Linked DNA regions of Homo sapiens: region 1 is linked to region 2. Evidence: read pairs that join two places in POLR2A ChIA-PET (ENCODE). Cell type or tissue: OCI-LY7. All regions are shown on one strand. Links, peaks and the distances in the headings refer to the core of each region. The heading gives the core; the rest is flanking DNA. Region 1 holds the start of LOC124909409 (a long non-coding RNA gene). Region 2 overlaps CFAP44 (cilia and flagella associated protein 44).

What was found. ChIA-PET counts read pairs that join two places held together with the same protein. Peaks named below come from ENCODE experiments on the same cell type or tissue, not always from the same donor. Only the 100,000 strongest peaks of a DNase experiment are listed, where the experiment ranks them.
Region 1: POLR2A ChIA-PET joins it to region 2 with 10 read pairs; 2 of 35 experiments call an interaction of 5 or more read pairs at or near these places.

Annotation. Positions count from the first base shown.
Region 1 is chr3:113,264,212-113,275,608 of GRCh38, forward strand. BOC (BOC cell adhesion associated, oncogene regulated) reads left to right here. Exons shown (of 20, transcript NM_001378074.1): 5 at 4,088-4,234; 6 at 6,590-6,733; 7 at 8,199-8,492; 8 at 8,858-9,130; 9 at 10,164-10,471. LOC124909409 (a long non-coding RNA gene) reads right to left here and starts at 4,088. Exons shown (of 2, transcript XR_007096006.1): 1 at 1,881-4,088. RefSeq lists enhancers at 839-1,457, 8,700-9,562. In OCI-LY7, for the core only: no CTCF peak of the experiment used is centred there; no DNase peak of the experiment used is centred there.
Region 2 is chr3:113,319,176-113,330,071 of GRCh38, forward strand. It overlaps CFAP44 (cilia and flagella associated protein 44), which reads right to left. Exons shown (of 35, transcript NM_001164496.2): 27 at 8,441-8,644; 28 at 7,270-7,465. It overlaps SPICE1-CFAP44 (SPICE1-CFAP44 readthrough (NMD candidate)), which reads right to left. Exons shown (of 52, transcript NR_183050.1): 43 at 8,441-8,644; 44 at 7,270-7,465. Among named protein-coding and RNA genes, the nearest start is that of CFAP44-AS1, 79 kb to the right of the region's middle. In OCI-LY7, for the core only: no CTCF peak of the experiment used is centred there; no DNase peak of the experiment used is centred there.

The DNA.
Region 1 (11,397 bases), core at 1,502-9,501, 56 kb before region 2:
AAGTGGGTCTACTAGCGTTTGATTAATGCGGACAAGTTAATGAAGTAGCTGGAAAATGCACAAAGAGAGGATGCAAAAGAAGGGTGCGAGGGGAGGGAAGGTAAGAGGATTAAAGCTGCAAAAACATTCCTCTAATGGATTTCTCAAACACACCAGCCAACAGGCAAGGGCAGGTGTCCTGTCAAACCATTTCCCCATGAAACCTGATCCATCTTTCTGCAGCGGAGGCCTGCTAACCCTATTTGTAATTGAAGGGCCTGTCCCTTATTTCCAGTGAAGCACACTGAGCAGCCTAGGGACTCGGCCAGGAAACCAGCTTTGCAGACAAAGGGGCCTGGGAACAGGCTGGTTTCCTTCATATGCGCCAGCTAGAGCTCCTCTCTGCATCTGCCCCATCTGATGGCTGGTTAGGCTCTTATTGATCATGAACTCCCCACCCCTCCCTGGCCCCCTTCCTGTCCAAAAACACTAGAGAAAGGGGTCCTCTGATTTTCAGATCATTCATCACTTCATTATTCTGCCTTTGATCCCTTAGTGAAACTCAAGTTTTACTCAAGCAGCCAAATTGGGAGTGTTTAAGCTAAGGCTTAAGCTTAGGAGGCACGGGGGGAGGGGGGATAGAGGGTAGGAGGGACAGGGCCAAGGACCGAACTGCTGCTTATTTGTTTTGAAGCCAGGAAGGCTCGCCTGCCAGTCGCCCCTTGTGGGGAGCTGGATGTCCAGCTGGGGTGCCCTCGGTCCTGCCTGCACAGGCTGTTGTGCACATGTTGGCATCAGAACAGAGGGGCTGTCTGGCCGCATGGCTGACCAGTGCCCAGCTTCATGCTCCCCCACTGCACAGCCTTCTGTCTCCAACTGAGCAGCTGTCAGAGGGTGCAGCAGGAGCCAAGAGGGGATTAAAAGAGACAGTGTTTTCTACCACTGGGTTGCTGAGGTGGGTGCCTGGCAGAGTGCATGCTCCCTCCGTGCCTGGATAAGCCCTCAATTACAATGGGCAGGAGCCTGGGGCCATGAAGATGGAGATGGCATCCTGGTGCCAAACTCCTTTCAGTTCCTTACATCTTTCTTGCAAAATGATCTGCTAGCTTTAAGTATATTCTTTGCTTAAGGCAAATTTCCTTGGAATGAGGTGAAGAAAAGGAGGAGGAAAAAAAAAAAAGAAACCTCTTGGTGGAGTAGTTTGGGACTTATTCGACCATGGAGGAGAGTGCTTCACAGCGCCTGAGGAATTTTCCAGATGCCCCTGAGCTCACAATCACTCACAGCTCACAATCATTCACAGCTCGCTTTGTGGGGAGCCTCCTGACTTGGCAGGTACAGGGCGCACTGGCCTGAAGGAGGATTAAGGCCTTTGCATTTTTTAAGTGAATTGCTTTCAGAAAACAAAGTTACCGATGTTTAGCTAGAACATGTTGAGCTCAAGCAATTCCTTTCCCATAGTCCAAACCTTCCTCTTCTCTGAGAGAAAACTCATTAGCTATCTTGGCTGAGAGGCTCAGCCAGGACTGGGCTAAATAATTTGTGGGACCAAATGCAAAATGAAAATGTAGGGTCCCTTGTTGAAGCATTATTAAGAATTTTCAGATGATGAAAGCAGAGCATTAAACTGGGTGTTACCCCATCAAGTGCAGAGGCAGGTTGCACACCCATCAAGCTGGCCTTGGGCTCAGCCTTCCAAACTGTATTTATTTAGCAAGGATTTAGAAAGCATTTGCTGTATCCTCAGTACTATGCAATAGAACTTGGGGTTGGGGTGAAGAGTGAAAAATTAATAGGCTTCTCACCAGGAATTTATCGTTTAGTTAGGCTCAGATATCACACACAAAACATTAAATAATTTTGAAATCATTATTTAAAAGCCCAGGAGGCCCTACACTTACCCACAGGAAGGAATCTATGAGAGATCTCGCCTTGACCCGCAGGCATCATGCTTGTTCAGCCTGGAAAGTGAAATGGGGCAATAGAAAGGAATCAGACAGCCAATCTCTGTTTTTTGTTAAGTTTTGTGTGTGTGTGTGGGTACATAGTATGTGTGTATATTTATCAGGTACATGAGATGTTTTGATACAGGCATGCAGTGTGAAATAAGCACATCATGGAGAATGGAATATCCATCCTGTCACTGTTTTTAACACATCACTCCTTGAATAGCATGTATTTCTTACAGCACATTTATTAGACCCATTTCACTTCTTTCTTCAGATCCCACATAACGTCTCAAGAAACATTGTATTTGCAAAATAGCTTCCATTGGCCACACTTAGATATAATGTTCACAGAACATTTGTTATGCTAGGCTCTTGTCTGTTTGTTCAAAATGTAGACCAACTTCAACTATGAATTTATGAGTTCAACTATGAGTTTCTAGGCAGCATAATGGGCATCTTGTACCTAACTCGTGGGGCTCAGCTTCCAAGATATTCATTCGTTCATTCATTAACATTCATTCATTTATTCATTCAACACTTGCCAAGTGTGTACTTGGGCCAGGACCTGGGTTAGGTTCAGGGGACACAGACAGGAACAAAACTCGGTCCACGCCCCTAAAGAGTTCATAGTCTAATATTGTAATCAAAGGGACATCAATCCTTTCACAGAAACAACAGGGCTTCCTCCCCTGTGTTGGCTTGAATTGACTAAGAGTTGCTGGGAAGTTCCATTACGTGGGAAGCCTCCTGACCTCACTGAGTACCTTAATCACCAGGCACTCCTAGGGTGACACCAGTTTGTTTTTGGTCATTATCTCTTGTCTTCTGTGAGAAACCTGATTCCAGCCCTCTCTGGGTCTCCACTGGAAACAACAGCAGAGGCAGGTGCAGTCTTGCAGTGAAATTGCAGTCAGTCCCAATGCTGTCAGTCCCGGGAGCTGAGCAGAATTTGGTGTGGCCAGTATTCGGAGAAGGTGCCTTCAGGGCTTTCTGAGTACCTTTAAGAAGAGAGTGTCTGGGTAAAATATTTCCATCTGTCTTATACTCCATTAGTTTTATTTCTCCTCTTAAATTCAGCTATAATCCTGAAAACCAGATTTCCAGCTTGGAATGCATGCAGTTTTGTTGTGCAAGTGGTCCCTGTTTTACTCAGCAACATGAGTGATTTGTCTCATACAAAGAGAGATTTGTTGTTTGGACTCTTGCATTGTTTGGGAAACATTCTGCTTTTATTCTAGATGAATCTCCATGCTCTCCCAGTTTAGATCCCATGGTGCCAAGCCAGGAGAGATGGCTATGGGGCTGCCAGAGACCACAGTCTCATGTTAGGACCCTGGCTCCTCCATAGTCCACTGCCATTAAGCCACCCTAGGGTGCTGCCTGTTGTCCTGGCAGATTCCTCTTTGTCTTAGAAAACCCTTAGGGTATCCAGAGTCCTGCCCCCAGCCCCAAGGAAGGATCCTCCGTGAAGTGGGGTGTGGCTCCTGAGCAGCAAGAATCAGCCTTCTGGTTATAACCATGGCCGGCAACCAAGTGGAATCTCAGGCCTGTTACTTGTCATCGTGGATGCCTAAGGAGAACCTGGGAAGGCTGTTCTTTTTTTTTGAGACATAGTCTCGCTCTTTTCGCCCAGGCCAGCGTGCAGTGGCGCGATCTCGGCTCACTGCAAGCTCTGCCTCCTGGGTTCATGCCATTCTCCTGCCTCAGCCTCCGAAGGCTGTTCTCAATCAACTTGGAGAAAAGACATGAGCATTCTCTTGTATCGTTCCCTTCCATCTCCATTAGTTGAGCCTGCTGACAGCTCTGCTAGGACATTTGTACTTTGACCCCCCCCCATTTCTGGGGTGTAAGCAGAGCCAACTTGCCCCCACATCTCAGTGTAACAGATGGTCTGAGCCAGAGGCACCCCTTGATGGGATTCTCTCTGCACCTTTCCCCAGCTTGTATATACAAAGTGAACCCCATCAGTGATGAGGGCCCCACATTCTTACAAACTCCTGTAGACAACAAGGGGCTGGAGGAAGAACTCGGAGGATCCCCTGATATCCCCCTAGGTGTGAGCTTTGTCATGACTGACAACACCAAGGCACAAGCCCACCCTGAAATGTCACACTTTTGCTCTGCTGTCCTCCAACCAGCACCTTCCCTTCTCTTCACAGATCTCCAGGACTTCAAGTTAGATGTGCAGCACGTGATTGAAGTGGATGAGGGAAACACAGCAGTCATTGCCTGCCACCTGCCTGAGAGCCACCCCAAAGCCCAGGTCCGGTACAGCGTCAAACAAGAGTGGCTGGAGGCCTCCAGAGGTGAGTGGGCAGGAGCCCAGAGGCCAAGGCTGAGGCCAGAAGGGAAGCTGGCCTCCTCCAACCGCTCGCTGCTCAACAAAGCTAGGGCAGCTGCTGCTGTCTCCCAAACCCCCCTCAACATGCCAGCAGCCCTGTCCTCATGCTAGCCAGCTGTCCTCCTCCCCTTTTTTTCCTTTTAAGAGACAGGATCTTGTTCTGTCACCCAAGCTGGAGTGCAGTGGCACAATCAGAGCTCACTGCAGCCTCCATCACCAAGGCTCAAGAGATCCTCCTTCCTCAACCATCTGAGTAGCTAGGACTACAGGCACACGCCACCATGCTTGGCTAACTTTAATTTTATTTGTTACAGAGACAGTCTTGCTATGTTGCCCAGGCTGGTCTAGAACTCCTGAGCTCAAGCAATCTTCCCGCTTTGGCTGAAATTACAGGCTTGAGCCACCATGCTTGGTCATGTGTTCTTTCTTGATATTTGGTCCTGTAGGGTCCCAAAGCAGGTGGCTTCCATTATGGAAGTCCTCTGTCTTAGCATGAGGAATTTCTTTATCCTTTCAGGCTCCAGAAGATATTACTGAGATGCTGCTGTTCCATCCAGGCTCTCAGCACATGGTTCTGCATGCTGCCTGGGGAAGCTCTGTGCCTCCAGGCACACACAGGAAGGCTGCCTAATAAGCCCATTCATGGAGCCCCAGGGTTCCTTGGCAGGAGGTGGAGCTCTTCCCCATGCAGCAGAGCAATCTTTATAGTGGACTTCATTTTTCCCTCTCCCCGTTTGCATAGTAAATGCAGTTATCTCAGCTGTCACAGCTCCATGCTCAAGCCACAGTGGACAGACACGGCAGCAGGTCTAGGGAAGCCAAGACTTGGTCCACAGAATGCCAGAGGGGAAGGGGTTGTCCCCGAAGTCAAAGACAGCTTCTTTTCACAACTGACCCCATACTCAAGGCCAAGTAGACCTTACTTGACCTGACTCCACAGCTCAAAATGTACACCTTTTAACTGCTTGAGTCCAGGAGGCTAAGGTTGTAGTGAGCCAAGATCATGCCACTGCACTCTAGCCTGAGTGACAGAGTGAGACTCTGTCTCAAGAAAAAAAATATATATATATACCTTTAAAAATATTCTATAGATTTTAAGAGTTTTTATCAACTCTTTCTGGTTATGAAAGGAACATATGTTCATTATAGAAAACTTAGAGAATACAGAAAACTGTTTTCAAAAAGGTAAAACACCTAATCCAACCACTCAGAACTAACTGGAGACTAGGGGAAGAAGAGCATTAATCCCTGCTGTCCCCAGCAGAAGGTTGGCAGCAGCCTCTGGGAGAGGCCTGCCTGTCCCACCAGGGCCAAGGGTTTCTCCCACTCCATCTGGCACTTGCTAATAAGCAGCTCATACCTGGGTGGCCCAGCAGCAGGCAGGCACCAGGCTTGGCAACAGCACGGCTCTCAGGAGGGGCCACCAGGGCAAAGCTCAGCACTGATGGCCATAGCTTTACCTGCCAGGAAGCCAAATGCCACCCGAGTTGCTGGGGTGTCCAGGAGCTGTGACTCTGCCTCCTAGCTACAGAATCTGAACACCCGTGAGGCACCATCCCAGGGCACCTGTGGACCAGGAGCAGACAGAGCCTAACAGGCCCCTGATGTGGAAGAAAGGATTTCAGTGGCATTCATGGGGAGGACAGTGGTTGAAAGTCAGAATATTCCTCTCCAAGTAGCAGAAATGCAATAATGAGGCGATTCCGAGTGATGGCTATGACTGGTGGGAAGATTTGCTCATCATTTGGGAAGGGAGAATGATGGGAAGCTCCAAAATCAATTTCCTCCTTCCTGGAGGCTTGCAGGAATGATCTCATCTCTCATGTGTGCAGCCTGGGCCTCTCAATCCTTACAATAGCCCTGAGGCAGCATACATTAAGCCTTTTTACAAATGAGGAAACTGTATCAGAGAGATTAATTAACTTGCCCAAGATCACACAGCTAATACCCAGCAGACCCAGAGTGTGAGACCATGGCTGATTCCAAATCCTGCTTCCTTTCTAGCCTCCCTTAGCTCCCTTTAAAGTATAAAATGCTCTTCTATTGACCTATGCACTAAGTTGTGGCAGTTAGTCAGTCAGCCAGTCTGTTAGCTGGTTGGTTAGTTACCTTTTCTCTCTGGCACTCTGTCCTGCTTGTTGCAAGGTTTTATGGGGAGAACGGCATCTTAGGCTTTGTCTTGTGGGGACTCAGGTGGACATCAGCTCCTAGTGCCTGCCCAGCCTGTTCCTCTCCCTCCGTGCACCTCTCCTTTGTGGAAGCTGCAGAGTGAAGTATTCTGGACCCATCCCATCTTCCCCTGGCCCTGCCCTTTCCACAGGTAACTACCTGATCATGCCCTCAGGGAACCTCCAGATTGTGAATGCCAGCCAGGAGGACGAGGGCATGTACAAGTGTGCAGCCTACAACCCAGTGACCCAGGAAGTGAAAACCTCCGGCTCCAGCGACAGGCTACGTGTGCGCCGTAAGGCCCGGGCCCACCTGCTGGGGGATGGGGGATCACTGATGGAAGGGCTCACAAAGATGGAAAGGGAGGTAGATACCTGGAGGTGCCACATCCAAGCTCCAGTTCTGTGTGCACTGGCTTTGGCCAGGGGGACAGCCAGGGGTTCTCAGCCAGGGATTCTCTCCCCTCTGGCCGGCCTCAGGGCCAGCATCTCACAGCACACAGCACCAGGCGACTGCCTGCTGCCACACCTGCCTGATGGGAGGTTTCCTTCACGGTTACTTTGCGATTGGGATGGGTCAGAATGTGTGTGCTGGGACAGGACGGTGGGTCTTGTCTCAAGCTCAGCAGCGGACACAGCATGTGCCTAGAACAGATGGCCACGTGGGAGGCCTCCAGGCTGCTGTTCTGCCCTATATGAGGTCCCTGGGCCTGCACTCTCTGCACTGATGAGGTGTGCCCTGCACCACCCTCTGGTGAGCTTCCGGGAGGCCCACATGCTCTCAATGCACAGGAAAACAGCAGCTACCTTTCTGTGCGCTTGCCTGGATCCCTGCCAATTCAAAGGAGTGACATCTTACACGGAGTTAGGCTTAGAGTTGGCACCAGAGATGGAATCACTGTGAAGCTAATGAAGTTAAACTTCCATCGTCTTTCACTCACTGACAGAAGCCTCACAAGGCCCTAACTTTGTATGTATCATTTTCCATTCTTTTTGGGGCCTCCGAAACTGTATAAATTTCAGGTTTTAGAAAACCTGGGTGTGTCCCTGGTTGGCATATAAAGCGGAATCACACATAGTCCCCTTGCTCCTTGAAGGTTGCTGAGGAACGGCACACATTAGAGAGTAAACAGGCCTTTCAGTGAGTTCTCTGCAGTTTGTCCACAGTGTTGAAAAAAGATTACAGCTTTCCCAGCTGTGCACCTGAGGAAGTACATAGGTGATTTGCATTTGGGGACCTTGCAATATGAGAAATGCATGTGTTTAAACAGTGGATTCCATTCAGCTCAGCCGGAGGCCGGCTCTGAGATGCTCACTGAGAGACAGTTGGGCCTGAGAACCATAGGGTGGGGTTGAGAGCATGGCAGATTCTTGTTTCCCATCTCATCTTCAGCCTCACAGCGCACATACTGAGTGCAAGCAGAAAGAAATATCTGTACCATTTAAACTGCCTCTACACTCCCTCACCTTTCTCTCTTTGCCAGCACACAGTTAACTGTGCATATGTTATGTTGATGCTGCTGTTCTTCTGTGTTATCTCATTTCTTACTCATAACAGCTCCCTGCAGAAGCAGTCCTTGTTTCTGATAAGGACACCAAGCCCCAAGGGAATTCTGTAGCACGCCCCACTCTACATAGGTTGAAAGACCCGGAATGGCTGTTTGATCCCATCTCCATGCTCTCTGGGACTGCCTCCTGGGCATGCTCTACAGGACATCCTGGTCCACACGCCTTCTGTCCTTGCCCTCCTTGCCCCTCCAGGCTCCACCGCTGAGGCTGCCCGCATCATCTACCCCCCAGAGGCCCAAACCATCATCGTCACCAAAGGCCAGAGTCTCATTCTGGAGTGTGTGGCCAGTGGAATCCCACCCCCACGGGTCACCTGGGCCAAGGATGGGTCCAGTGTCACCGGCTACAACAAGACGCGCTTCCTGCTGAGCAACCTCCTCATCGACACCACCAGCGAGGAGGACTCAGGCACCTACCGCTGCATGGCCGACAATGGGGTTGGGCAGCCCGGGGCAGCGGTCATCCTCTACAATGTCCAGGTGTTTGGTGAGTGTCTGCTGTGGACTGTCTTCTGCTTGGCCTTCTCTCTGGTCTGTGCAGCCTTTCTAGAAATGTAACCCAGGCTCACAAAGGGTTAGCATCTTGTGAAAGGCCACATGCTGAGTGAGGAACAGGCATGCTGAAGAGTCAGGGCTCTTCGGATCCCAGAGTAAGAGCACGCAGTCCTGGAGCCCTCCTGTCATGATTCTGATGGTGGAGACATCAGACCTCTCCTTCCCTCTACTCTGCCCATTAGGAAAAAGCAACAGCCAAAGGGCAGGGGAGCTGCTCCTAACTACATCCCTCCCAGCCCATCTGGCCCTGGGACAGAAAGACACAGCCCTTCTCACCCTGCTCTGGTTTCCTGGCAGAACCCCCTGAGGTCACCATGGAGCTATCCCAGCTGGTCATCCCCTGGGGCCAGAGTGCCAAGCTTACCTGTGAGGTGCGTGGGAACCCCCCGCCCTCCGTGCTGTGGCTGAGGAATGCTGTGCCCCTCATCTCCAGCCAGCGCCTCCGGCTCTCCCGCAGGGCCCTGCGCGTGCTCAGCATGGGGCCTGAGGACGAAGGCGTCTACCAGTGCATGGCCGAGAACGAGGTTGGGAGCGCCCATGCCGTAGTCCAGCTGCGGACCTCCAGGCCAAGTGAGTGTAGCCCAGGGGTCTGAGATTCCAGCTGATGATTCACTGAATCCTTTTCTCAAATGAAATCTAACTTGGAACCCCAGTATATAAGATAGAAAAAAGTAGCTTTTAGTTGTAAGCTCAAATTTATATGAACTTAATAAATCTGAAGTACAGATTTTCACTAATGAAAATAACCCATTTAATTGCTGTATTTTAAAAAAATATTTCTGTGGAACCCAGTTTGACAACCACCACTCTAGTGCTTTGGTAAAGAAAAGCCAGTCTGTCCTTCTCAGCAAGCTTCATTCCAGTTGGGGCCTATGCCAGCTGAGCAGTGACCATGCTCAACCTAGGGAGAGGTAATGGGGATGCAGAGCAACAGGGCAAAGACCCTGCCCTCGAGAACTCCCCTATGGAGACGAAACTTACCAGGGAAACAACTTGAGAAAAATACAGCAATGAATATAATACGATGCTAAGTCAGCATTATCGGGTGCCCATGTCCTGTGGTGGGGAAGGTCAGGTAGAGGAGAGACAGGTGCTGGCAGATTCTGTGGAAACCTCCTGAAGGAAGCACTGCCCCTCCTGGCCTCACAGACTCTCAGAGGACATTCCCAGTTGCGTTCATATCTCATATTCAGTAGGAAAAGGCCCACATGGTGCCGTGGTGTTAAAATTCCACCATGAAGGGACATGTCCCCACCTCCAGCCTAGACCGAGAAGGAAGGCGCAGGGTTCCTGGGCCTCGGGAGAAAATTGAGTTAGTTCACTGGAGATGCACCTCACGTGGATTCAGGAGTTTGCTTGCCATACCCAAGCCACCCCTGAGCCCTGGCCAGGCAGGCCAGCCTGCCTTTTCCTTCTGGCAGGACAGGGACACCAGCGCTGTCTTCCACGGAGCCTGGCTGGGCAGCACAGAGTGGGTGGCGGTACAGCTGATGGTGGGCCCAGGTTGCCTCTCTGTCTTCTTTCTGTTTTCTCCCCAGGAACAACAGCTCAGCAGGTAAACCAGGAGACTAACCTTTCCTTCTGCTTCCTGTTGGTCCTCCAGGCATAACCCCAAGGCTATGGCAGGATGCTGAGCTGGCTACTGGCACACCTCCTGTATCACCCTCCAAACTCGGCAACCCTGAGCAGATGCTGAGGGGGCAACCGGCGCTCCCCAGACCCCCAACGTCAGTGGGGCCTGCTTCCCCGCAGTGTCCAGGAGAGAAGGGGCAGGGGGCTCCCGCCGAGGCTCCCATCATCCTCAGCTCGCCCCGCACCTCCAAGACAGACTCATATGAACTGGTGTGGCGGCCTCGGCATGAGGGCAGTGGCCGGGCGCCAATCCTCTACTATGTGGTGAAACACCGCAAGGTATGGCCCTGGTGTGGGGCTGCTGCCTCCCCTGCACAGCCTTTCCAGCAAGGCTGAGCAGAGTCACTGTCTCTTGGCCATCTCCCCTTGAGCTCCTGAAGCCTGAGCCGGTAATCCCCACCACTAAACAGGCCCTTCTGTCTCCTCCAGTGTCCATCCCTGCCACCTCCCAGGAAGCTGGTTGTAAGATGGGTGTGTGGGACCCTGGAAGGCCCAGGAAAAAGCCTTGTGCGTGCATCCAGTACTAAGCTCTATGCACTCAATTCCCAGAAGCTCACACTGGCTTCTAGTCCCTGAGGAGACCGTGAACAGTCTCCCTGGTAACCATCACCCTCCTTCTTGCTTTCCTCTGTCGTTAGTTGTTGATGTTACATTTTGGTTTTTTATGAAAGTAAGCCGTGCTGGGTACATACCTGCAGGAACCCTGGCATGGTAAGCCAGCTGTAATGCCAGGAAAACAAATATTTGTGAACAAGTGTTTTCTCTGTAGGCTGTGAAACACCCGCTCAGTTCTCAGAATCTGTCATGGCTTGGGTTGGACAAGCAGGCATTTGAGCTCAAAGCACATCATGTTGTTCAGACCTCAGCTGTTTCTCCTTGACAGAAGGAAGTCTGTCCAGGTGAATGCTTCAGGAGCTGTCAGGGAGGGAGTCTCGGGCTCTGACAGGATGCGGGGGCAGAGCCCAGCCAGGCCTATGCTCCTGGACACTGTGTCCTGTGAGGCAGGGCAGGGTCCCCAGGCCGCCACTCTCGCTCAAGGCCGTGCTCTTACCTGCCGTTACCCCACAGGGATGAGGACATGAAATTCCCTGTAAGAAAATGTCCTTGAAAATGTTTTTGTTCACTCCAAGTATATGCCATTTTCTTTCTAAGGCCATTTGATAGTAGAAAACTATTATTCTTAAATGGTTTTTTAAAAATTGTAT
Region 2 (10,896 bases), core at 2,800-10,799:
GTCTTCAAGAGGCCCATCTCAGATATAATTATACCCATTGGCTCAAAGTGAAAGGATGGAGAAAGATCTACCATGTAAATGGAAAACAAAAAAAGAGCAGGAGTTGCTATTCTTATATCAGATAAAACAGACTTTAAACCAATAAAAATTAAGAAGGATAATGAAGAGCATCACATAATGATAAAGAGTGCAATCCAACAGGAAGACTTAACTATCCGAAATATATATGCACCCAACATTGGAGCACCCAGATTCATAAAACAAGTTCTTCCTGGCCTACAAAAAGACTTAGACAACCACACAATAATAGTGTGAGACCTCAACATCCCACTGACAGCATTAGACAGCTCATCAAGGCAGAAAACTAACAAAAAAACTCTGGACTTAAACTCAACACTTGACCAATTGGACCTAATACGCATCTACAGAACACTCAATCCAACAACTTAGAATATACATTCTTCTCATCTGCACACAGAATATAGTCTAAGATTGACCACATGCTTGGTCATAAAGCAAGAAGAAAAGAAATAACTATAATTAGAGAAGAACTTAATGAAGTTGAGATACAAAAATCCATACAAAAGATTCATGAAACCAAGAGGTTTTTTTCAAAAAAATAAACAAGATTGCTATATCACTAGTTAGATTAACAAAGAAAAGAAAATGAGAAGATCCAAATAAGTACAATTAGAAATGACAAAGATGGCATTACAACTCATCCCACAGAAACACAAAAGATAATCAGAGACTAATTATGAACACTTCTGAGACTATTATGAACACTTCTATGCACACAAACCAGAAAATCTAGAGGAAATGGATAAATTCCTGGAAATACATAATCTCCCAAGATTGAATAAGGAAGAGATTAAAACAGTGAATAGAACAATATTGAATTCTGAAATTGAATCAGTCATAAAAAATAGATAACAATGAAAAAAAGCCCTGCATCAGATGAATTCACAGCTGAATTCTACCAGACATACAAAGAAGAATTGGTACCAATTCTACTGAAACTATTCCAGAAAATTGAGGAGGTATATTAGTCTCTCTCTCTCTCTCTCTCTCTCTCTCTCAATATATATAGATCTATATTTGTTCTGGCAACTGCAAAGCAAATCAGATCCCCCAGTGCAGCTGGAACCTGACCCTGACCCTGACCCTGAATCTCAAGATATCCCAGTGTCTCCAGGGCTGTGGTGCACAGCTCAAGAACATGGAGCAGATATATACATGATATATATATGATATATATTGATATATATGATATATATTACATCTATATATCATATATGATATATATGATATATAGATGTAATATATATCTAGATATACAGTACTTAATGAAGTTATATATGTATATATATAATGAAGTTATATATATGTATATATAATGAAGTTATATATATCTAGATGTATATTATTAAGTATTAAGGAGTTTATTAAGTGTTAAGTCACATGATCACAAGGTCCTAAAATAGACTGTCTGCAAGCTGAGGAGCAAGAAAAGCCAGTCCAAGCCCCAAAACTGAAGAACTTGGAGTTCAATGTTCGAGGGCAGGAAGGGTCTAGCATGGGAGAAAGATGTAGGCTGGGAGGCTAGGCCAGTCTAGTTTTTTCACATTTTTCTGCCAGCTTTATATTCTAGCCACACTGTCAGCTAATTAGAGGTGCCCACCCAGATTAAGGGTGGGTCTACCTTTCCCAGCCCACTGACTCAAAAGTTAATCTCCTTTGGCAGCACCCTCACAGACACACCCAGGATCAATACTTTGCATCCTTCAATCCAATCATGTTGACACTCACCATCACAGGAGGGATTCCTCCCTAAAACATTCTATGAAACCAGCATCAGCCTAATATCAAAATTTTTTGGCAGAGATATGATGAAGAAAGAAAACTTCAGGCTAATATCTCTGATGAGCATAGACGCAAAAATATTCAAAACATACTAGCAAACCAAATCCAGCAGCACATCAAAAAGTTAATTCCCCATGATCAAACAGGCTTTATTCCTGGGATGCAAGATTGGTTCAACATACGTAAATCAGTAAATGTGATTCACCACATAAACAGAATTAAAAGCAAAAACCATGTGATCATCGTAATAGACGCAGAAAAAGTTTTCAAGAAAATCAAACATATCTTCATAATAAAAATCCTTGACAGACTAGGCATTGAGGAAACATACCTCAAAATAATAAGAGCGCTATGTCAAATCCACATAGCCAACATCATACTGAATAGGCAAAAGCTGGAACCATTCTTCTTGAGAAGTGGAACAAGGCAAGAATGCCCACTCTCACCATTCTATTCAACAAAGTACTGTAAGTCTTAGCCAGAGCAATCTGGCAACAAACAGAAATAAAAGGCATCTAAATAGGAAAAGAAGTCAAAATAACTATCTTTGCTGGTGATATGATTCTATACTTAGAAGACCCCAAAGATTGCCAAGAGGCTACTACAACTGGTAAATATTTTTAGCAAGGTTTTGGAATACAAAATCAATATACAAAAATCAGTAGCATTTCTATACATCAATAATGTACAGTCTGAAAATCAAATCAAGAATATAATCCCACTTACAATAGTGACAATAAAAATGAAATACCTGGGAACATAGCTAATCAAAGAGGTGAAAGATCTCTACAAGGAGAATTACAAAACAATGCTGAGAGAAATCAGAGATGACAAAAATAAATGGAAAAACATCCCATGCTCATAGATTAGAAGAATCAATATCATTAAAATGGCATATCCTCCAAAGCAATATACAGATTCAATGCTACTCCTATCAAATTACCAACATCAGTTTTCACACAACTAGAAAAAACTAAAAACTATTCTAAAATTCATATGGAACCAAAAAGGAGCCCAAATAGCCAATGCAATCCTAAAGATAATCCACAAAGCTGGAGGCATCACACTACCTAACTTCAGCTATAAAGCTGTAGTAACCAAAACAGCACAGTACTGGTACAAAAACAGACAGACACATAGACCGCAAGATCAGAATAGAAAACTCAGAAATAAGGTTGTGCACCTACAACCATCTTATCTTCAACAAGGTTGACAAAAACATGCAATGGAGAAAGAAGTTCCTATTTGATAAATGGTGTTGGGATAACTGGCTAGCCATAGACAACCTACAGAATGGAAGAAAATATTCACAAGCTATGCATCCAACAAAAGACCAATATCCAGAATCTATAGCAAAAAACAAATAACTCTATTAAACAATGGGCAAAGGACATGAACATACACTTCTCAAAAGATTACCTACAAGCAGGCAACAAACATGAAAAAAATACTCATAATCACTAATCATCAGAGAAGTGCAAATCAAAACCACAATGAGACACCATCTCACACCAGTCAGAATAACTATTATTAAAAAGTCAAAAAAGAGGCTGGTGAGGCTATGGAGAAATGGGAGCACTTATACACCATTAGTGGGAATGTAAATTAGTTCAGCCACTGTGGAAAGCAGTTTGGAGATTTCTCAAAGAACTTAAAAATGAGCCACCATTTGACCCAGCAATCCTATTAGTGGGTATATACACAAAGGAAAATAGATCATTATACCAAAAAGACATATGCACTCATGTTCATTGCCATGTGTATTAGTCCATTCTCACACTGCTAATAAAAACATATGCAAGACTGGGTAATTTATAAATGAAAGAGGTTTAATTGACTCACAGCTCAGCATGGCTGGGGACGCCTCAGGAAACTTAAAATCACAGTAGAAAGGGAAGCAAACATGTCCTCCTCCACATGGCAGCAGGAAGGAGAAGTGCAGAGTGAAGTTGGCGGCGGGGAAGCCCCTTATAAAGCCATCAGATCTCATGAGAACTCACTCATCATGAGAATAGCAGCATGAGGGTAACCACTCCCATGATTCAATTACCTCCAACCAGATCCCTCCCATACATGTGGGGATTATGGGGACCAAAATTCAAGATGAGATTTCGGTAGGGACACAGCCAAACCATAACACTGTGCTATACACAACAGCAAAGACATGGAATCAACCTAGGTGCCTATCAATGGTGGGTTGGACAAAGAAAATCTACATATACACCATTGAATACTACACAGCCATAAAAAAAGAATGAAATCATGACCTTTGCAGCAACATGGATGGAGCTGGAGGTGATAATCCTAAGCGAATTCACACAGGAACAGAAAACCAAATACTACATATTTTCATTTGTAAATGAGAGCTAAAAACATTGAGCACACATGGACATAAGCACGGGAACAACAGACACTGCAGACTATTAGAGTGGTGAGGGAAGGAGGGGGGCATTGGCTGAAAAACTACCTATTTGGTACTATGCTCACTACCTGGGTGCAATATACCAATGTAACAATCCTGCACATATACCGCCTGTATCTAAAATAAAAGCTGAATTTTTTTTTAGAAAAAAAGAATGCAACAGGTGATATTACTACAGACCCTGTAGACACTAAAAAGATAAGGATATTCATGTATTAATTTGGCATCTTAGATGAAATATACCAATTCCTCAAAAAACCACAAACTACCATGACTCACCCAATATGAAATAGATCATTTGGGCTGGGTGCAGTGGCTCACGCCTGTAATCCCAGCACTTTGGGAGGCCAAGGCCGGTGGAACACAAGGTCAGGAGATCAAGACCATCCTGGCCAACATGGTGAAATCCCGTCTCTACTAAAAACACAAAAAAATTAGCTGGGCATGGTGGCACGTGCCTATAGTCCCAGCTACTTGGGAGGCTGAGGCAGGAGAATCGCTTGAACCTAGGAGGTGGAGGTTGCAGTGAGCACAGATCGCGCCACCGCACTCCAGCCTGGTGACAGAGCAAGACTCCGTCTCAAAAAAAAAAAAAAAAAGAGAGAAATAGATCATTTGAACAACCCTATAACTATTAAGAAAGTTGAATTTGTAATTTAAAAACTCCCCCAAAAGAAATGTTCAAATCCAAAAGCTTTCACTGGTGAATTCTACTAAGTGTTTAAAGAATAATTACCACCAATTCCATGCAAGATCTTCCAGAAAATCAAATGGAAAAGAAAATTTTCTGATTCATATTAAGAAGCTAGTTTTTATTACCCTGATACTAAAACCAGACAAAGACAGTACCAAAAATGAAAACTACAGAAAAATGATCTTCATGAATATAGACAAAAAATTTCTTAATGAAATATTAGCAAATAGAATTAATCAATATATAAAAAGAATTTTGCACTATGCCAAGGAAGGTTTATTTCAGAAATGCAATTCTGATTTAATAATCCATAATTAGCCAATGTAATCTACCATATTAATAGGCTAAAAAGAAAATTACATGATCATGAATCAATGTAGACAGGCATCTGACAAATTTTCACCCCCATTCACGAAAAAAATTCATGAAAAAGAGGAACAGAGGTGAACTTCCTTAACTTAATAGAGTATCTATAAAACACCTACAGGTAATATTATACTTAATATTGAAAATAAAGCAAGAATGTCAGCTTTCAGCACTCACATAGTACTGGATGTTCTAGCCATGCAATAAGGCCAGAAAATGAAATAGGCATCCTGATCAGAAATAAATAAATAAAACTGCCTATATTTGCAGACGAAATTATTAGGTGAAATTATTTTCCCATTATTAATAGCAAAACCCACAATTACTTTTGCACCAACCTAATCATCTACATAGAAATCCCCAAGGAATCTATCAAAACCTCTTAGAACTAATAAGTAAGGTTACGGGATATCAGCTAAACATGTAAAAATCTATTAGTAGCAATGAACATGAGGACACTGAGATTAAAAATACAGTATCATTTAAAATCACTAAAAAAGGGGCCGGGCACAGTGGCTCATGCCTGTAATCCCAGCACTTTGGGAGGCTGAAGTGGGCAGATCACAAGGTCAAGAGATTGAGATCATCCTGGCTAACACAGTGAAACCCTGTCTCTACTAAAAATAGAAAAATTAGCCAGGCGTGGTGGTGGGAGCCTATAATCCCAGCTACTTGGGAGGCTGAGTCAGGAGAGTGGTGTGAACCCGAGGGCGGAGCTTGCAGTGAGCCGAGATCACGCCACTGCACTCCAGCCTGGGTGACAGAGCCAGACTCCGTCTCAAAAAAAAAAAAAAAAATCACTAAAAAAGGAAATAGGTGTAAATCTAACAAAACATGAACATGAATTATATACTGAATACTAGTATACAATTTTGATCAAAGAAACCGAGGTTCTAAATAAATAGAGATATATTGTGCCTTTTTTATTTTTTATTTTTTTTGGAGACAGGGTCTTGCTCTGTCGCCCAGACTGGAGTGCAGTGGCATGATCTCAGCTCACTGCCAGCTCCGCCTCCTGGGTTCACGCCATTCTCCTGTCTCAGCCTCCCTAGTAGCTCGGACTACGGCATATTGTGCTTTCCATTGGAAAACTCAATGTAGTAAAGATACCAGTTGTCTCCAAGTTAATATACAGTTTTAACACAATTACTATCAAATTTCCAACAAGATTTTTTGTAGATATAAAGAAGATTATTCTAAAATACGGAAATATCAAGGAACTAGAATAGCTACAACAATTTTACAAAAGAAGAATAAAGTAGGAGGAGTTAGTCTACCTGATTTAAGGGCTCAATATGTAGCTACAATAATCAAGACTGTAGTATTGGTGAAAATATTGACACATAGATCAATGTAACAGAACCTAGAAATACATCCACACAAAGATGCCCAAATGATCTTGACAAAGATCAAAGCAATTCAGTCGAAGAGAGACAACCTTTTCAACAAATGATACTACAGTAAATGAAAAGGCAAGCTACGCACTAGGAAAAAATATTTGCAAACCACATATCTGACACAAGACTAGTATACAGAATATATAAAGAACTCTCCAAACTCAACAGTAAAAAAAGCAAATGATCCTATTCAAACATGGGCAAAAGGAGACATTTCACCAAATAAGATATACATATGGCAAATAAACACATAAAAAGATGTGCTTATTAACTTAAACTACACTATGCTCACTCATACCAGATACACATAAACATGTGCACACATGTGCAAACAAACATGCACACAGATTAACTCGAGGTGTTGGAAGACCCTAAGGTTTATGTCTTCTCCTCTTTAGCCCCCACAGTGTCTCTACATTGTCCATGTTATAGTGAAAAAAATAAGGTATCTAATAGGTCCCTTAGTTACCTCTCTATTTCATGTTAATGAGAGAAAATAAGATCATATGCAAGAAAGAAATACAAACCAGCATCTCCTTCAACTTCTTTTTTCTTTACCCGTTTAATCTTCTTCTTTAGGACCTTCATGAGGAAGTTTGCAAATTTATTGTTTTCTCCAATGGCTGCTTGAAAACCAGCATAGAGTGCCTTTTCTTGCTCCTGGAGTTTGGTGATTTCATTCTTTTTCTCTTCCATCTCTTTAAGAGTTTCATTTATTTTCCACTAAATGAATAAAAACAAGGACAAATGATAAATATTTCTGATAAACCAAGTTCAGAGAGCAATGTACTTTACAATACAAGGTTACAGTTTACAAATATATTTTTTAAAACTTCTTAAAAGAAGGTTACATTTCTGATGTTTGCAGAGCCATCCATTTATTGGTTAAAATTTTATAATTCCTTTGTAAAAATCAGTCATGTTTAGAATTAGAAAATCAGCTTTTTAGTGCTAAGCATCCCCCCAAAATCTAAATTAAATTGAAACTTTTCCTTGAAATTCCTTAAATTGAATATGTGGATGTCAGCTAATATTTTTGCATGTGTAGTCTCAAAAACCAATGAATTTTTTGTATTGATATATAACTAAAACAAAGAGACATATAATTTCTAGTGAAGCTAATATACCTAAAAATGAATGTTACTATTTAGCATATACTATCTGTTTAATAGAATCTTTCTTATTTTAAAACAAAGCTAGTATAATTTATTTTCTGAAATTTAATATACAAATATAACAAATAAAGGAACCTCATTTCTTATGATATTCAATCATATATTACACTGAAGCTGTCATACTTAAGAAACTCACCAGCTTCTTTTTCAGTTGTTTTCATAAGGATAACATATAATCAAAACTCAATTTTATATCATAGCTTACTTTTTTGTTTTTTAGGGAACCCAACTCACCAGACTGGTGTAGAGTGGCACAATCAAAGGCTAACTTGTGAAAATTTTATTCTTCTACCTTACAGAATATCAGACCAAATTTACTAAAAAATCTGAATCATTTCTCTTTGACCATGAATACTAAAGATGGAGACTAGGTAGGAATAACAGGAAAAAGGAGGAGGGGGAAAGAAGACAAGAAAGAGATAAGGGCTAGAACAAGTGGGAGATTTGAGTTAAGAAGAAAAAGAAATCAAGTTTCTCCATAACTAAGGGACCAGCCAGCTAGGATTCTTCTGCCCACTCATACTTGCATGTACTGTTCCTCTTTGTCTAAGGAATTAACACGTTCTTGAAGTATGTTCTCCTGTTTTTCAAAATTCTTCAGGAGAAGTATTTCTTGAAATAAGGTGACATGGTGCAGGTCAGATAATTTCATCTGAGTATCTAGTTTTAGTTTCTGATGTCTAAGGAGACGGAGTTCTGCATCGAAAGTGACAACCAGTTCTTTGATCTGAGATGGAAAAAATATTTGCGGATACGTTAGAAGACTAGATAAATGCATTTTTAAACTATCTAACAGTACTAATTTGTATGAAGTCATTTTTTATTATGCCCTTATGGATGGAGAATTGTGTGTGTGTGTATAGTCACAAAAATAAATTCATTAATGGCATTAAGTTTACATAAATTAATTTATTAAGTGGTAGGAATTGTGTAACTAGAAGTCCTTCCACCTATTTCTTCACCATTAACTAAGCCATCAATCAAGAATGCCCTTCTTGCTTTACTGTGTAGCTTATGAGCTCTCTGAGTGGGTAGTGTTTCTATCTGTCTCCTCTTTATTCTCCATAGTATCTCTACAATCCCTTTTATATAGTAAGCACAAATAAATACGTTTCCCAACTTCTTATGTTGAAAATTTTCAAAACCACAGAATGGTAAATATTTTTAAATAGATAAAATAATCATGGAGCCACAAAAAACCTGTTCAATCTCTTTCTAAGATTGAAGAAATTAAGGTCAAAGTTACTTTTCCTGATAAGAGCCGAAGTATCCCAAGTCCTGGTCCAGACTTTAATCCATTATGGTCCTACTAATTTTAAGTCCTCAGTTTTGTTCTGATTTTGGTACAGCTTTCCCCCAGCTTTCCCCCCCAGTATCACAAAGGAGATGAAGAGGTCAAGAGAGAGCCCCAAGGGCTGATTCTCCTGAGGAAACTGGAACAATAGGAAGAGACAAACCATTCTATGTTTTTAATTAGTTTGTACATGATAGGTGGCCTCAACTGTCAAAAGCCTATAGTAAGTGAGGACCCAGACTGGGGCTGAGGAGAGAAAGAGATCTGTGGGTTTGGAGCAGTGAAACTACCAGAGAAATTTAGAGAGCTTAAAAAAAAAAAAAAAAAAAAAAAAAAAAAAAACAGAGAGAGAAGAAAAAATTAAACTTTTAAGTAACCATCTCTATAGACTATATGTTTGGGCTCCCCTTTAAAGCTTGTTTAACAAACTTGAATTATTCCTGCATTTATTTGGAGGACCACATAGGTCTCCAAGTCTGTAAGGATTACACTTGTTTTATTCTCTCCAATCCCAATAGCCTATAAGCTTTGTGAAGATAGAGAACATGTCTTTCTTAAGAATTGTTGTATCCCTAATCCTATCTATCAGTGTCCCTGCATACAGAACATCCAATAAATATTTGCTAAATTAATAAATTAGTTACAATTAAATCAATCAAAACTTTTGACTGAATATCTATTATATGTTTGACATTGTCCTAGACTATGTGGAGGAATCAGAAGTATATGTGGCCCTTTGCTCAAGAATTGTGTAATTTAATTTTCAAGACAATACTAATACCCATGAAACAGCAAGGAAAATTAGTGTAAAACATGAGATGCTTATTACAGGTGCAACTGGAGTTTAGAAACAAGGACAGCATAAGTAATGTGGGCGGAAAATGCTGGAGAGGGTTTGGAACTGAGCCATGCTTTGAATGATAACTCAACTCTGGAAGGAAGTCATTACTGGTGGAAGGAAGTCATTACTGGTAGAAGGAAACAGCAAAGGAAAAAGCACAGATGCAAAACTCAGAATGGTGTGGGAGGAAAAGGTGGAGTGGAGAGAGGCAAGAACAGTGAGAAAACAGGGCTGGACAAAGAAGAGATAATGGTGAAGAATAAGGCTGGGAAGCTACTGAGGGCATCACCACAGGGTGAAGCTGGAAAGACACACTGAGGAAAGGGAATCTACATGGCTGACAGCAGAGAGTTATCTATCCAAGAAAGGTTATTCTTTCATATTCAAAGAACATCCTGCCCAACAGGCCCTAGTCTGGTCCTGAATTTCCTAGAAATAAGAATAGTCGCCATTCCAGCTCCAGAACAATCTCAAACCCAGTAATCACCATAAACACTTCTACTAATGGAACAAACCACATATTAGAGAAAAAGGATGGTGTGAAAAGCAGAGGGTGCCCTGTTTCTCTGGAAAATTCTTAGCTATGTTCCATCCATTATCTATGTTCCATCCATCATCTAAAAGCTGCTCCTCCACTTCCCCTTTACGATGACTTCAGTTAGATGCCAAGTAACTGAAACATGGGCTTCCCCTTCATTCTTTGTCAGCTTTCCAAAACAAAAAAAAAAGTTTAAAAGCTCTGTAGTTCTGGGAAGAGCACAGTGATTTCCAGAAGGCCAAGGATGGGGAGGAAGCCAAGCCATCACTGAGTGGTAAGCTGGTCAGGGTTTGGGAAAGGTTCATG